Regions from separate parts of the Homo sapiens genome. Here region 1 is linked to region 2. A link is a contact called in ENCODE Hi-C or POLR2A ChIA-PET data. All regions are on one chromosome and are shown on one strand. The core of a region is the stretch at or near the end of the contact, and the rest is flanking DNA. Distances in the headings are between cores, read along the strand shown.

What was found. Hi-C counts contacts between places; a loop is a spot of excess contacts on that map. ChIA-PET counts read pairs that join two places held with the same protein, here RNA polymerase II (POLR2A). Pooled maps may share reads with other maps.
Region 1: a loop to region 2 is called in a pooled map, with 4 times the contacts of the local background. The contact joins the enhancer-like site here to the promoter of TRPM2 in region 2. A Hi-C loop is called at or near these places in 1 of 50 pooled maps. POLR2A ChIA-PET finds 5 or more read pairs at or near these places in 2 of 52 experiments (B cell and common myeloid progenitor, CD34-positive).

What each region holds. Positions count from the first base shown.
Region 1 is chr21:44,088,132-44,090,852 of GRCh38, reverse strand. TRAPPC10 (trafficking protein particle complex subunit 10) reads right to left here. Exons shown (of 23, transcript NM_003274.5): 18 at 920-1,020. Among named protein-coding and RNA genes, the nearest start is that of PWP2, 18 kb to the left of the region's middle. Within about 2 kb of position 1,277, at least 9 of the 41 ENCODE cell types and tissues checked have a DNase peak (open chromatin) inside an H3K27ac peak, as active enhancers do; they include B cell, where a contact is called at or near this core.
Region 2 is chr21:44,352,188-44,354,887 of GRCh38, reverse strand. TRPM2 (transient receptor potential cation channel subfamily M member 2) reads right to left here and starts at 1,267. Exons shown (of 32, transcript NM_003307.4): 1 at 1,023-1,267; 2 at 152-240. The coding sequence starts at 1,187. RefSeq lists enhancers at 792-841, 1,002-1,051.

The sequences.
Region 1 (2,721 bases), core at 28-2,527, 260 kb after region 2:
ATCTACAGTTCCCTTTGCTGTGATTTGAAGGGGAAAAAAGCTGCTAGTATAATGTTCCATTCTAAACATGGGTCTGACGTTTTTGTTTCCAAATTATCCACACATCATCAATGGATAAAAAGTTGTGGTGAGAGGCCAGGCTAGCATCCCGAGCCCATTGATCAACGCTAGCACCGTCACTAAGGTAGGACACCTGGACACCGTGGGCCTCCCGGTGCAGTCAACAGGAAGCACACAGCCCCGCCTGCCTCAAAGCAGAACTGGAGTCTACTCAAGCCTTTAGGGCAGCTGTTTTCCACTGGGGCACGTCCGCCCCACCCAGAGGACACTGGGCAGTGTCTACAGACATCTGTGGCTGCCACACCTGCAGGTGGGGAGTGCTACTGGCATCTCATGGGAGAGCCTGGGGTGCTGCTCAACACCCTACAGCACACAGGAAAGCCCCTACAACAGAGTTATCTAGCCCAAAATGTCACTAATGCTGAGCTTAAAAGCTCCTGTTCTAGAGGTTGCAGGCAATTGACAAGAAATACAGGGACAGGAGAACTAGTTAACAAATCCAGCCAGATCCAGAAAGGCGGGCGTCCAGAGGAAACCTGGCCTGCAAGTGAACAAGTCGATGGCTTGAAAACAGGGAAGAAAGGATGAACAGAGATCTAGTGGTCTGATGGAGATTTTGGACCCCAAGTCACACAAAGCAACCATAAAAGGTCATTTTCAGACAGTTGGGAAAACCTGAATATGAACTGGATGTCACAGGACACCAGGGAATTGTGGATTTTAAGACACAAACAATGGCCTTGTGGTCACATAAGAAGACATCCTTGGTCACCACGAAGGCCAGTTTTGAACATTAGGAACCTCCACTTAGAAGAGTCTGGGGAAAGAAGCCAGGGCCCGCACGCTACGCCTCCGTTACCGTGTTCCTGAGGACAGGAGGCTGTGTGTGGTCCTGAAGGGTACGCTGAAGGTCAGTGCGATGACTGTGGAGTAGATGGACCACGGGCAGTCAATCGACACCTGAGGAGGAAGCACAAAGACACTCTCAGACCACTCGCCGACGGACAGCACAGCCACCACCACTGCTGCCCAGACTCACCTGCAGTGCCCGCCCACGCCCTAGACATTTTATTATGGCTTCAACCACTCATTATCCAGGAAGCAAAGCCTTACCCAACACATACACAAACCAACGAGAAACAGGAAGCTATGCATACAGACAAGAGAAACGAACGCAGAACTGGCAAGACATGCACACATCACCAGAGTCACCTCAACGGCGGAAGAGCACAGCCGTCCTCTAAGCAGCAGACCCACCTGCTGCTCCCATACACGCAGGGCCGCGGAGCCATGCATGTTGCAATGTGCACAGGGTTTTGACAAAGTGCTTTCAGTCATGTATTTCCAGATGACATTAGCCAATCAGTAACTACTCCATAGTTAATGAATTATCTAAGCATTTAATCCATGTGAGGCTGAATATGTAACTGAAAACCAAATCAGTTTAGGGGCACAGTGAGGACAAAGCTATTACATCCCTTAAGGGCAGGAAGGAAGCAAGTCTCAAGCCTTATTCCCCACAGGGAAGAGGTGAATACCCCAGCACACAGCGTGCGTGCCGCCAGTGCCAGGGAAGAGAGGATAACACGGCACATAGCACAGGTGCCACCAGCGCCAGGGAAGAGAGGATAACACAGCACACAGCACAGGTGCCACCAGCGCCAGGGAAGAGAGGATAACACGGCACATAGCACAGGTGCCACCAGCGCCAGGGAAGAGAGGATAACACGGCACATAGCACAGGTGCCACCAGCGCCAGGGAAGAGCGGGGTAACACGGCACACAGCACAGGTGCCGCCAGTGCCAGGGAAAAGAGGATAACACGGCACACAGCACAGGTGCCGCCAGCGCCAGAGAAGAGTGGGATAACACGGCACACAGCACAGGTGCCGCCAGCGCCAGGGAAGAGAGGATAACACGGCACATAGCACAGGTGCCGCCAGTGTCAGGGAAGAGTGGGATAACATGGCACACAGCACAGGTGCCGCCAGCGCCAGGGAAGAGTGGGATAACACGGCACACAGCACAGGTGCCACCAGCGCCAGGGAAGAGCGGGATAACACGGCACATAGCACAGGTGCCACCAGTGCTGCGCGCTCCTGCTGAGCTAAGCGCCACCTTCGTGAATGGTGAACGTCTGTGTGAGTTAAGGGAAAGACACTTCCTCAGGTTCTTCAAAAGCTGAACATTACAACATTCGTCTTCAGGCGTGGACTTGTCTGGTGACTCCGTGCTTTGGAAAGACGGCATGCCTTGCCCTTTGCCCCCGCTGCTCTTGGGCGTATACTGCGGCCCCTGGGCTGTTTCAGGGCCCTCAGGATTGATTTCTGGGCTACGAGACTTGGGCACACCCTGAGTAACATGATGCAGCGACACATTCCATGAGCTGATATCCTGTGGCTCTGGGACCGAAATCACATCTTTCTCAAGTAACTGTCAGTAAGTACCAGCACCAAAGCCTAAAATGAGACAGCTCCTCCGTGGCTGAGCTTATGAGTTTCAGTGGACAGACACCGAGGCACACACGACACAGACCTCCTCTGGCCTCGTCACCGGTCTAATGGACATGACCCAAGTTTTACGCCCCTCATGCCTAAGCCGGCCCTAACCTCTTACAGCAAACTCCCTGGCCCCTGGAACTGAGAGGGAAAGGTAGAGCTG
Region 2 (2,700 bases), core at 18-2,517:
AATGCTCTGTGGACTCTAAGCCTCGTATGGAGACAGAGGTATCTCCAGTGACCCTTCACTGAGGCCCTGAGGGGTCTTGGCCTGATCAGCTACTCCATGTGGGATCGGAAGGAAGAAGTCAGAGGTCTTACACACAAATCACGTCACTTACCCAGCATCAGACAGTTTGGAACTTTCCACAAAATACACGCATTCTTTCTTCTTGATGTTTTCAGGAATCCACGAACTGAGGCTTTCTTGCTGAAGGTAAAGACAGCACACTGAGATCTTCCAACATTCGAAAGAGCACACCCAGCCCCCTGGAGACACATCTGAGCTCCTTGAGGAGCTTTCACACTATTTGCTTGAAGGAAGGAAGCCTGCGCGACCCTGAGCCAAAGATTAGAAGCACCTTGCCAAGACTCTCCGGTGGGGATTCAGGAGGGAGGAATGAATCTAAGAAATCATTTCCTCTTGGGACCATTTTGAATGTGCGCGCACTTTACAGTTTCTACAGCACCACCACCTTCCTTGGGAACAACATGGTGTGGTGGAAAACGTGGAGGCTGGGGATCTGGGGACCTGGATCTTGCACCATCGGAAAAAGGGCAGCCACCCTCCTGCCTGCCTGGCAAGGGGACTGCAAGATGCCATGTGCTTTCAACATACTTGTGTCTTTGTATCCAGGGCTTTGGGGAAAGCTAGCCCAGGCCCAGGCCCTCCCAATCGGATAAAGGATGTGAAATCATTATGCAACAAGGTAAGCACGGGTAACAGATTTCCAGGACTCTAGCGCAACATTTTTGAGTTAACCCGGTGATTTCCCAATCAGACCAACCATGGGAAATGGTCATGCAACCCACAGAAGACGAGACACGCATCACCCTCCCCAGTTCTGTTCTCCCAAAGGTATGGTTGGGCAGGAGCCCCCAAGGTCAGCAGACCCTTTCCCACCCCCGTCGTCACAGCCTCAAGCTATGACCTGCCCAACGGTGACCTCCGTGGCCACGTGCCAACTGCAGGCTGACCAGCAGAAAGCCTACCTTGTCATTGTTGCCGAAGGGGCACTGTAGCCTCCAGCTCTTGAAGAGGCTGCTGTTGCTGCGCCGGAGATTGGAGACCATCCCCAGGTCAGTGACCCTTCTGGGCAGCCCCTCAAAGCCCTCCTCCTGCTCCGAGCCAGCTTTCCTCAGGGCTGAGGGCTCCATTCTGAGACCCCCACGCCAGCTGCAACCAGGCCTGCTGCCCTCAGGACAGTCCTCTCTCCAGCTCGCTACACTGGGGTTCTAGAGACACATGGGGTGGTTGCTGAAATAGATCAGAGACAGGAAGATGAGGCTGATGTTCTGAGAGGACCTGGCCACATGCTTCCTCATGTGAAGCCCTCATCCGGTTCTCTTCATCAGCCTGCACATGTTCCCAGCTGCCTGAGCTGTGTCCCTTGGCTGGGGCCCCCGGACACTCTGGGGGAGTACATGCACATGCGGGGGTCCCAGCGGCCGTTCATAATGGTAACAACCTCAGGTGACTGCAGGGCCAGAGAAAGAGCTCCCTCCCCCACGGGTGCAGCTGCACTGAGCACCGCACAGGGAAGTCTCCACCGCCAGCACCAGCTGCCAGCGACATGGTTTCGCAACTGTACAATTCTGCACAGCTCCTGCTTCCAGACACCAGTGACTACTTTCATATTCCAAAATTTTTTTAAATAGCCCTCACTGTCCACAAAGGAAGTTTCTTTTTCTTCTTGTTTTTTGAGACGGAGTCCCACTTTGTCGCTCAGGCTGGAGTTCAGTGACGCAGTCTCGGCTCACTGCAACCTCGGTCTCCCTGGTTCAAGTGATTCTCCTGCCTTAGCCTCCCCAGTAGCTGGGATTATGGGCGCCAATCACCACACCCTGCTAATTTTTTTTGTATGTAGTAGCAACAGGGTTTCACCATGTTGGTCAGGTTGGTCTCAAACTCCTGACCTCAGGCGATCCACCAGCCTCCGCTTCCCAAAGTGCTGGTTTTACAGGCGTGAGCCACTGTGCCCAGCCTAGAAAGGAAGTTTTGGGGAGTACCACATCTCTCCACTCCAGGAAAAAGACAATAATTCAAATGAATCTTTTTCTCTCATATCCTTTCCCCCTGGCTCTGATGTGGCCTTCATCACCGAGGCCACAAGAAGCCACCGGATGACTGCCCTCCCTTTACAAATGAGAAACATAAGCATGTTCAAGCCCTGCGGGGCCTCCCTGAGTCCCTGACACCCACAGTGTTCTCATGAGGTCATCCATGGTCATCCCCTGCCACTGCCCCAAAGGTGTCAAGGGGAGGGTTGCTGGGATGCAAAAGATCTGACTGGAATCCCCCCTCATCCCTGCCCTGAAACCAGATCTCTGGCCACGTCCTCTCCACTACACACGACGGTCACTGTCAGACAAGCCTTTGCTCTGCCGTCCCCTCATCACATTAGGTGACTGAGCCCCTCTTCGGGGCCACGCAGCTCGAAGCTCGGTGCCGGGCTCTTGGGGCTGAGCTACGGGCTGCTGTCCTGGGGCGGGCACTCTCAGGCAACCCCACCTCCCCCTCTCCCTCCTCCCCTTTGCCCCTTGGCCACACTCATTCCGAGACCCGTAAACTTCACTGGCAGGATGGCAGGGGTGCCCTGCCCGGCCTTTTCCTGCAGTTCTCAGAGCAGATGTTGTGCCGCATGCCAGTGGGGTCTTTCCAGGGCCATGA